Regions from separate parts of the Homo sapiens genome. Here region 1 is linked to region 2. A link is a contact called in ENCODE Hi-C or POLR2A ChIA-PET data. All regions are on one chromosome and are shown on one strand. The core of a region is the stretch at or near the end of the contact, and the rest is flanking DNA. Distances in the headings are between cores, read along the strand shown.

Evidence for each region. A loop is a pair of places that touch in the nucleus more often than their neighbours do. ChIA-PET counts read pairs that join two places held with the same protein, here RNA polymerase II (POLR2A). Pooled maps may share reads with other maps.
Region 1: a pooled map shows a loop between it and region 2 (2.4-fold over the local background). The contact joins the promoter of MPP3 here to the enhancer-like site in region 2. A Hi-C loop is called at or near these places in 4 of 50 pooled maps. POLR2A ChIA-PET finds 5 or more read pairs at or near these places in 2 of 52 experiments (CD4-positive, alpha-beta T cell and HEK293).

The regions. Positions count from the first base shown.
Region 1 is chr17:43,831,724-43,837,066 of GRCh38, forward strand. MPP3 (MAGUK p55 scaffold protein 3) reads right to left here and starts at 1,423. Exons shown (of 20, transcript NM_001932.6): 1 at 1,378-1,423; 2 at 1,038-1,096; 3 at 159-220. The coding sequence starts at 183. LOC107984979 (a long non-coding RNA gene) reads left to right here and starts at 1,982. Exons shown (of 3, transcript XR_001753057.2): 1 at 1,982-2,266. RefSeq lists silencers at 1,383-1,432, 1,453-1,552.
Region 2 is chr17:43,718,729-43,723,614 of GRCh38, forward strand. It overlaps the pseudogene WHSC1L2P. Among named protein-coding and RNA genes, the nearest start is that of SOST, 38 kb to the right of the region's middle. RefSeq lists an enhancer at 1-436 and silencers at 1,876-1,945, 1,976-2,085, 2,236-2,295. Within about 2 kb of position 1,648, at least 34 of the 41 ENCODE cell types and tissues checked have a DNase peak (open chromatin) inside an H3K27ac peak, as active enhancers do; they include CD4-positive, alpha-beta T cell, where a contact is called at or near this core.

The DNA.
Region 1 (5,343 bases), core at 173-2,672, 110 kb after region 2:
TCCCTGCCCCCGAGGAGCCCGAGTGGGGCCTCAAACAGCACTTCAGTCCTGCCGTGAGGACATTCTCTCCCCAGGCTCTCACTGCCAGGGCCTGGAGGCTGCCAGGCAGGCTCTTGTCTTCAGGACTGTGGCAGGTCCAGCCGGGGGGAGGTACTTACCAGAGTCCTCCGATAGCACTGGCATGCTGGCGTTGTCACCTCCCGACCTCTCCCTGCAGATTCTGGGAGAAGGGGGTGGAGGTGGGTATTGAAGCTCCATCAAGCATATTTATTGAACAAACTGACTACACATCTACTGTGTTCTCTGAGACCAGGCTGTGGACAGAGAGGATGGGAACAAATAACTCTGCTTACTTTTTTCAGAGAGGAAGGAAATAAAGCTAAGATGTGCTGAGTGTCCTCGATGTGCCAAGCATTGTGTGGGGTGATTTCTATGATAAACTTTTTGTCTGCACAAAGTCCTGAGAAATGACTGCGAATGTTCCCATTTTATTGATGAAGAAACAGCGGCGTGGAAGCTTTCAGTAAGCTGTGGGTCAAAATCCATATTCAAGCAGGCTCTTCCAGGCTGGCCTTGGAGGTGCCAAGTGACCCTGCCTGACAGTGTCAGCTGTCCTCCGCAGCGCGCCCCCTCCACTGCAACCTTCTAAGAGCCCTGGCTCAAGTCTCCTGCTGGGACACACCTTCCACAACTACCTGGCTGGGCCTACAAGCCCCCTGTCCCCGACCCCCCAAGACCCAACCCAAAGGGAGCCTCCAGACTGGAGTGCAGAGAGGAGGGGGGGAAATGGGAGTCGGGCTTCCACTATGCAGGAGGGGGGACCCCTATCTCATGAGGCCCTCCAAAGGTGCTCTGCAGCACGTGGACCTCAAAAAGTCCTCCTTAGGAAGAGGAGAAGGAGAGTCATGACTGATTCATTCCGCAAACATGGAGCCAGCCCGCAGCGCCGAGCCCCGGTGCCACTAAGAGGCGTAAGAGCGGCCCCGGGCCCTCCAGCCTCCGCCCCGCCCCGCCCCGCCACGCCACGCCGGACTCACCCTCGGGCTGCTCCCCGCAGGAGGCCGAGCACCGACTCCCGCTCGCTCTCCGAAGGAACCTGTGGGAGAACAAGGAGCGCACTGGGCGCAGGAGCAGCGACCCCGGGGGACCTCGGAGGGCGGTCCCGGAGGACGCGGAGCAGCAGGGAGCGGGGGGCGCGCGGCGGGGCGGGCGCGGGAAGAGGGAGGCGGGGGCCGAGGGGCGGGGTTGAGACTCCCGCGGTGGGCTCGGTGGGCCGCGAGGCTGTCCGGGAGCACGGGAGGAGGGTCTCGGCCCGGCCTCCCGCCCCTCCCGCCGCGGCGCCCAGCTCCCTCGTCCGTTCCCCTCGCGGCCTCCTACCTCGTCGCGCCGGGATGTGTGCTCCGCGAACGGGAGCCGCGCGAGTGCCCAGAGCCTGGGCCGCCGCTGGCTCCGCCTTCCCGGACCCCTCCCTGCGGCTGCCGCGCCGGGCGGGGGTGGCGGAGCCTGAGGAGGCGCGGCGCGGGGAGGAGGCGCGGCGCGGGGAGGAGGCGGGGGAGGAGCGGAGGCCGCCCTCCGCGTCTGGCACCGCCGCACCCTCCGGGCCGGGCTCCGCTAGCCGGCGTCGTACCCGCTCCCGCTCTCCCGCTCCCTGAGTCCCCTGCCTGTGTCCCCCCGCACCCTGGCACACAGCCAGACTTCCCTTCCGCCCGCGCAACCCACCCTCCGCGAGTGGAGGGGTGGACACCTGCTCAACAGAGAATTCGATTTTGCAAACATTTATTGAGCGCCCTCCAGGTGCCAGGCGCTGTGCCAGGGGCCGGGGCTTCAAAGACGACCAAGGCACAGATCCTGGGTTTGAAGATCTCCAGAGGTGGGGCGGGGGGCCGGTCGGATGCGAGGGCAACTCGCTGTAACAATGCAACGCGCTGGGAAAGATTTATCGGTGCACGCTGCCCTGGGGACGCGGAGCAGGGGAGGAGAAGTCAGGCTGGAGAGGAGGGGGACTCCATTCTGCCCGGCTGCAGGGGAGTGAGGCTACATAGCAGAGGCGAGCAGCATCCAGGGGCTTTACTGGAAAAAGAGCTCTGAAATGGCCATGACGATAACTGACTTATATTGTGCTGTCTCCATGCCCAGGTACTCCTCAGATCACTTCCCTTCACAGTAGTTCCTGATATCAAGACCATTCTTATTTTGGTTCTGCAATTGAGGAAACTGAGGTTCCTGGTGAAAGAATGTGTATAGGGGAGAGCATAGGAACTGCTGGGTGAGTGAGCAGGTGGTTGTGGGTATTAAAAGGTGAGGAGTGGGTGAGTGAGTGGGCCCCCTTCCCTCAATCCCAGCAGCAAAGAACGGCACAGCACATGTCAGGAGAGGTGGACCCAGAGGTTAAGTCTGGAAGTAAATCTAGCCCTGCACAGTAACCAGGGAAAATGGGTTGGCAGGCCCCACAGGCTGTAGTGCATGGGGAGGCTGTGAGAGGCAGCAAATGTCATGATGATGTTTCCCCTCATTCCTCAAAAATTATCCTCATTCCTCAAGAAATATCTACACTATTGCTCCTCAAAATGTAACGTGCCTGAGACTCACTAGGGGGTTGTGTAATGCTGGAGTGGTGCCAGATTCTGAATTTCTGACAAGCTCCCAGGTGATGTGACGCCACTGGTCTGCAGACCACACTTTTTGAGTGGAGAGAGACTGCATGAGACACATTCTTAGCTGCAATGTTTACTGTTGGAAAAATAATGAGAACCATCTGATCCATCTGATATGGGTCAAATGATTTTGGACAAGAACACCAGGAAGTGGTGTTGGAACAAGTAGATATTTATGTGCCTGAAGGGACCCAATCCCTACCTCACACCATATTCAAAACGCAATTTAAGAGAGATCATTGGCCTAAACATAAAGCAAATCGATAAAGCTACTAGAATAAAACAGGAGGGTATCTTTTAAATCTTGGGGTATGCAAAGATTTCCTAGAAAGGATACAAAAAAGCCAGGCATGGTGGCATGAGCCTGTATCCCACATACTCAGGAGGCTGAGGCAGGCAAATTGCTTGAGCCCAAGAGTTCAAGGCTGCAGTGAACTATGATCAGTCCACTGCGCTTCAGCTTGGGTGACAAAGAGACACCGTTTCTAAAAAAAGAAAAAATTTTTAAAAAAAGCATGGACCCTGAAAACAATTGATAAATGGACCTCATCAAAATTTAAAACTCCTGCTCATCAAAAAACACTATTGGCCAGGTGCAGTGGCTCATGCCTGTAATCCCAGCACTTTGGGAAGCCAAGGTGGGTGGATCATCTGAGGTCAGGATATTGAGACCATCCTGGCTAACACAGTGAAACCCCATCTCTACTAAAAATACAAAAAATTAGCCAGGCATGGTGGCACACACCTGTGTCCGTTCCAGCTACTCAGGAGGCTGAGGCAGGAGAATTGCTTGAACCCGGGAGGCAGAGGTTGCAGTGAGCCAAGATCAGGCCACTGCACTCCAGCCTGGGTGACAGAGTGAGACTCCATCTCAAAAAAAAAAAAAAAAAAGACCGGGCGCAGTGGCTCACGTCTGTAATCCTAGCACTTTGGGAGGTCAAGGCGGGCAGATCACGAGGTCAGGAGATGGAGACCATTCTGGCTAACATGGTTAAACCCCGTCTCTACTAAAAATACCAAAAATTAGCCGGGTGTGGTGGCGGAGGTTGCAGGGAGTGGAGATCGCGCCACTGCACTCCAGCCTGGGCCACAGGGTGAGGCTCCGTCTCAAAACAAAACAAAACAAAACAAAACAAAACAAAACAAAACAAAACACTATTAAGAAAATAGGACCAGGGACCAGGTGCAGTGGCCCACACCTGTAATCCCTTCAAGCACTTTAAGAGTTCAAGGCGGGTGAATGGCTTGAGCCCAGGAGTTCGAGACCAGCCTGGGCAACACGGCAAAACCCAGTCGGTATCTACTAAAATTACAAAAACTAGCCAGGCATGTTGGCTTGTGCCAGTAGTCCCAGCTGCTCAGGAGACTGAGGCAGGAGGATCACTTGAGCCTGGGAAGCAGAGGTTACAGTGAGCCATGATTGTGACACTGCACTCCAGGCTGGGTGACAGAGTAAGACCCTGTCTCAAAAAAAAAAAAAGAAAAGAAAAGAAAAAAGAAAGAAAAGGAAAGGAAAAGAAAAGAGGCAAGCCACAGACTGGGAGACTAGGAAGAAATATATCTGACAAAGAGATTGTATTCAGAATAAAGAACTCCTGTAACTCAATAAAAAGACAAACCACCCAATCAAAAAACAGGCAAAAGATATGAACATGCACTTCACAAAAGAAGATATACAAATAACCAATAAGCATATGAGAAAGCACTCATCCAACATCATTTGTCATCAGGGAAATGCAAATTAAAACCTGTCATAGTCAGTTCCTGCTGCTATAACAAAATACCACAGTAATTTATAAGAAGTAATAGTAATTTATTGCTTACAGTTCTAGAGGCCGGAAAGTCCAAGATCAAGGGGCCAGCTGGTTCAGTGTCTGGTGAGGGCCTGTTCCTCACTGATGGCACTGGATAGGTATCCTCACATGGTGGAAGAGAAAGACAGGCATAGGCCAGGCGCGGTGGCTCACGCCTGTAATCCCAGCACCTTGGGAGGCTGAGGCAGGTGGATCACAAGGTCAAGAGATCAAGACCATCCTGGCCAGCATGGCAAAACCCCGTCTCTACTAAAAATACAAAAAAATAGCCAGGCGTGGTGGCAGGCACCTGTAGTCCCAGCTACTTGGGAGGCTGAGGCAGGAGAATGGCGTGAACCCGGAAGGCAGAGCTTGCAGTGAGCTGAGATCGCGCCACTGCACTCCAGCCTGGGCGACAGAGCGAGACTCCATCTCAAAAAAAAAAAAAGAAAGAAAGAAAGACGGGCATAAAGGGATGAACGCTGTGTCCTCATGTGGCAGTAGGGGCCAAAGGGACTAGGGTGCTCCCTTCAAGTTCTCTTATAAGGGCATTAATCCCATTCAAGTGTCCATCAAGAAGTGAATGGATAAATATTCATTCACTTGTGGTATATCCATACAATGGCATATTTACTCACCAATAAAAAGAAACAAATTACAAGAAAGAAATGATGAAAAAATTTAAGATGGCAGAGTATACAATTGATATTAAAAATTTATGACTTTCCGGCCAGGCACGGTGGCTCACGCCTGTAATCCCAGCACTTTGGGAGGCCGAGGCGGGCAGATCACAAGGTCAGGAGATCGAGACCATCCTGGCCAACATAGTGAAACTCCGTCTCTACTAAAAATACAAAAATTAGCTGGGCTTGGTGGCACGTGCCTGTAATCCCAGC
Region 2 (4,886 bases), core at 398-2,897:
GATTTCCTTGCTGCCACAGTTTTCCAGGCTATTTTAACAGGAGGTGGCTCTTCCTCGTCCGCGCTTGTGTGCTGCCTCGGGCTGTGTCTCCAAATGTCAGTACTTGAGAGTGAGGAGGCCACCTCCCCTGCATTGATCTGTTCTGGCTGAGTTTAAAGCACAGATCTTGGTCATCAGGTTTTTTTAACTTCGGCTTTGGAGACAACATTCTTTTTTTTTTTTTTTTTAGATGGAGTCTCGCTCTGTCGCCCAGGCTGGAATGCAGTGGTGCGATCTCCGGTTCATGCCATTCTCCTGCCTCAGCCTCCCAAGTACCTGGGATTACAGGCGCCCACCACCATGCCCGGCTAATTTTTTTGTATTTTTTTAGTAGAGACGGGGTTTCACCGTGTTAGCCAGGATGGTCTCAATCTCCTGACCTTGTGATCCGCCCGCCTGGGCCTCCCAAAGTGCTGGGATTACAGACGTGAGCCACCGCGCCCGGCCCCAACATTCTTTTTTGCTTGGGATAAACCCTCTTCAGGCTGTTAATCAATATAGATAAAAGTATACTGTTCTATTCTTTCTTCTCAAGTCATTTTCAATGCTTTCTCTGCATGGGCAATGCCAAAATCCCATTGAGCATGTTCTCTCTGAGGTCAGGGTTTCCAAATCTTTTGTTTCTCAGAGTGATTGCTGGCTTGTTTGGTTGCCTCAGCCAGTAATTCTTCATACCGCTTATGACCTTTATACTCCTGTACCCATTTTTCATGAACCCACACCCTCTCTGGCTGTTTGCTAAAACACTGGACATGATATTTTCGGGCACCTCCTGTGTTAATTTTGGTATGAACCTCCAGCTGGGGATCACTTCAATCCATACAAGGCCAGCACGGATAGGTTCCCACCTTGGACCACACAAGATCACCAACTTGAAACTTAACACCAGTGGACACTTCTGTTGTTGGAACAGAAGATAGTATTGGCTGAACTGGGGCTTCCTCTTTTAGTACTGGATCTTCCCTTGGTTTTTCTGATATGGTGTGAACCCTCTCATTTGGTCTATTTTGTTCCTCTGGTTCTAATTTGGGGATTTTGTGTGACTTGCGCTCTTCAGATCTTGATGAGTCATGCTTTTTGGGTTTTTTCCTCTTTTCTTTTCTGCTTTCATGCTTTGACTTCGTGTGCTCACTTGCCTGTACTTCATTTAAAAGGTCTCCACAAAGGGAAGACTTGAACAATTCCCTGCCATTCTGGATAGTTTTGGTTATTTTTAGTTTAACTTCAGGTGAGCCACTCTTCTTTGGAATCACAGTTTGTGGTACCGAAGTGGTGGCTGTGGAGGGGAAGGGTTTTCTAGAATTTAATGTGGTCTTCTGTTTAGAATTTCTGAATGGTAATAGTCAGTGGGGCTAAAGTTTCTAGCTGCGCCAAAGTCATTGGCTGACCCATTAGGATATTGATTATGCGACTGGTATTTGGTTTGAATTTCATACATGCTGATTGATGGCAGGTAGCCATTTGTGAGTGGAGGAAGATCTGTTGTAGGTGAGTATTGAAAGCTTTGCTGCAAGGTAGCTTCGTATGGTGTCTGGCCACCATCTTCAGCAATGTCAATTTTGTTATCAAAGGCATCCTCCTGACGGATGCTGGCGGAGTCAGTGAGTTGAGGTGGTTGTTGAACTGTGTTTCCCGTGATCCCTTGCATGAAAGAGAAAGAGAAATCCATTGTTCTGCTCCAGCATTCTTAACTTTCCCTTTCTCTCATCGGGCCTTCAGTTTGTCCCGTTCTAACCGCCCGGCCGTCTCAATGCGATCACAGGAGGGACACGGAGATCGAGGAGGGCCACAGCCGGACCAGGCCAGGCGTGCTGCGGCAGGAGGAAGGCTCCGGAGGTGGGGTGGGAAGGGGAGGCCGAGAGACGGGTGTCGCCGCGCCCCCGCTGCCGCCAGAGAGGAGCCTACGGCTGGCAGCCTGGCCTGGGCAGCAGGGTCCTCGGCGCTCGGCTGGGAAATCGCACGTCTCTCCGCGGTGACCTGTGCACAGCCCCTGGGCCTCCGCCTCCGTGCTGGCAGCCTCCGCCTCAGCGCACAAAGCCCCGTCACCCCGACTCTCGGGGCGCCGCCGCCGCCAAATCCTCAGCCCCTCCCTCATTGGCCGCGGCGTCTGCCGGGAAGTGCAGTCCCGGGTTTGGGGCGATGGAGCCCAGGAGGAAGCGGCGAGTCAGCGCGGCGGAAAGGGCGGAGGGGACGGAGGGGGCGGAGGGGACGAACCACGAACGCCCGCGGCCGCGAGGGTCTGGACGACAAAGGAGAGACTAGGCGAGAGGGCTTGTTGCTTTTTTTTTTTTTTTTTTTTTTTTTTTTTTTTTTGAGACGGAGTCTCGCTCTGTCACCCAGGCTGGAGTGCAATGGCGCGATCTCGGCTCGCTGCAACCTCCGCCTCCCGGGTTCAAGCGATTCTCCTGCTTCAGCCTCCGAGGAGCTGGGATTACGGGGGCGCGCCTCCACGCCCAGCTAATTCTTTGTACTTTTAGTAGAGATGGGGTTTCACCATGTTGGCCAGGCTGGTATCGAACTCCTGACCTCGCGATCCACCCGCCTTGGTGTTGCACTTTTATAACTCTTTTTACCTTCTCACCAAACTAGCATTTAGGAAAAAAAAAAAATCAACAAAAACAAAACAAAAAAACCAAAAACCTCTATCAGTCATTTACACGTTAGTTGGAAATAATTTAGACCAGTGTGGCTCTCCTTCGCAGAACACATTCAGTCCTCTGTGATTATTAGAAGCAAGGTTCACCTTTTGATCTTGGTTAAAGAAATTTCAGGCTAAATTTCTGGGGAGGAGATGTATTTCAGGTTCCAGGATCCCAGAATTGCTCTGCACAAGTCACAGCCATCCTTGTTCCCTGAAGTCTCTGTTGGCTGCACCATGTCTGCTGCTCCTTTATGAGTGGTTTTGGGAGAGGCCAGGCTGAGCTCTTACTAGCTCCTTGCAACAAAACAAGCGAATGTGAAAAGTCTTAAACACTCAGCTTTCTGGTCAGAGGAAATCCCAAAATCAGCATGACTCAGGATTTTAAGTGCCCCATAGAGTGTCCAAGAGAAGAAACCTAGGAGTCTAGGGTCTTTCAAAACCCCAAAGTTAAAACCTTTTATCACCCTTTCCTGACCTTCCTGGCTTAGGATTTTAGGCAGCCTCTTGGAGGCCTCCCTTGCCTGGGGCACACTTGGCCATAAACCCATTCATTCAGCCCTACTGATTTAGTGCCCATTATGTGCCAGGCAGAGGAAAAGTAGAAATGGTAGGATCTATCTTCAAGGGGCTCAAAGTCTGCAGGAAACAGGATCCGCTAACAAATTAGAGCACAAGGGTGTGCCGAGTGCTATAATAGCAGTGTGGGTTGCTGTTGAGAAAATACAGAGGAGGGTACCACCAGGGAGCTTCTATGAGTTGAGCTGAGCCTTGAAGGTTGAAGAGGCATTTCTCACATAGAGAAGACGAAATAGTGCCCTGATTGTATACTAGGAATGAAAACACCAAGTGCTTACCAAGCTCAGATAGGTAACGTAAATGAATGGAGTAGGTGAGTAAAGTAGCAGGGATTGTCAGCGGTGGTGGGGAAGTGGAAGGCCTGCATCCTGCCTACAGGGCTTCTGCTGGAAAGACAGCCTGGCCTGGATTCAGCCTCCATTTGCACCTTCTGCTAGGTGCTTTTGTGCAGTGCACAACTCACACAACCTCACATGGCTGCCCTGCCTGCCTAAGCTGGCCATCAGCTGCTTGTTGCCATACTGAAAAAGAGGGTTTGGTTTTGCCTCGCCTTGCTTTTTCAATAGAAGCCAGAAACTTGAATTTTTATGTAAAAATTTCCAATTTGTCAAATGCCATTGTAGCCAAACAAAAATCTAGCCTCAGGCTGGATCCACCATAGAGTTTCAGTTTGAGACCCCGATGGGAACCAGTCCCCTGGGCACATGCTGCTCTCTCTCCTCCATACCATGCAACACAGTCCTTTGCTGAGATTTGACAAGGGAAACACAGTCATAGATGAAACCCCCTACAGCTGCTGCAAAGCCCTTCAGAAACATGAGATTGGCCTCTGAACCAGAGGAAAGTAACGTGGGGCTGTACAACAGCAGCCAGCCTGTGAGACTGATGGATAAAGCTTTAATTTATCGGTGCACCTTGTTTGGAGAAAGCTTCCCTGCCCTCTTGGCTGCCCCCACCTCCAACCCCTCCTGTTTTGCTAATGATAAATGACAAGCAGTGGACATTTATTAATTAAACCACCCGCTGTAGCCATTGGTAAAACCCAAGGCCACATGCAGGGGAAGCATTCAAAGCATTCCTGCTGCCCCTGCCCAGGGCACAGGCCCCAGGGTTATCCTTTGCTGGAGAGAGCAGGCCACGGCGGCCACAGCCTCACATGATGGGCCTTCCTAGGATCTGTCTGGGTTCTGGCTGATAAATGGAAATCACCTCCATGGGCCACACAGTAATTAAACTCCTGGCATTCTTTTGACAAAAAAAAAGTTCCTCATGGGACATTCCCACAAGCTGCTGAAGGTCTGGGCCCTGCAAGCTCCCAGCTGATTACCAAGGAGTTTTCGAAGTTGGCCTTGACTGAGGATCAAAGGAGGATGGGAGTTCAGGGAATGAGGGTGGGGGTGGGAAATGCCTTAGAATTAAGTTGATGATGGCCTGTTGCGGTGGCTTATGCCTCTAATCTCAGTGCTTTGGGAGGCTGAGGCGGGAAAATCACTTGAGCCCAGGAGTTTGAGACCAGCATGGACAACATGGTGAGACCTTTTCTTAACAAAAAATTTAAAAATTAGCCTGGTGTGGTGGCACATGCCTGTGGTCCCATCTACACGAGGAGGCTGAGGTGCTAGGATTGCTT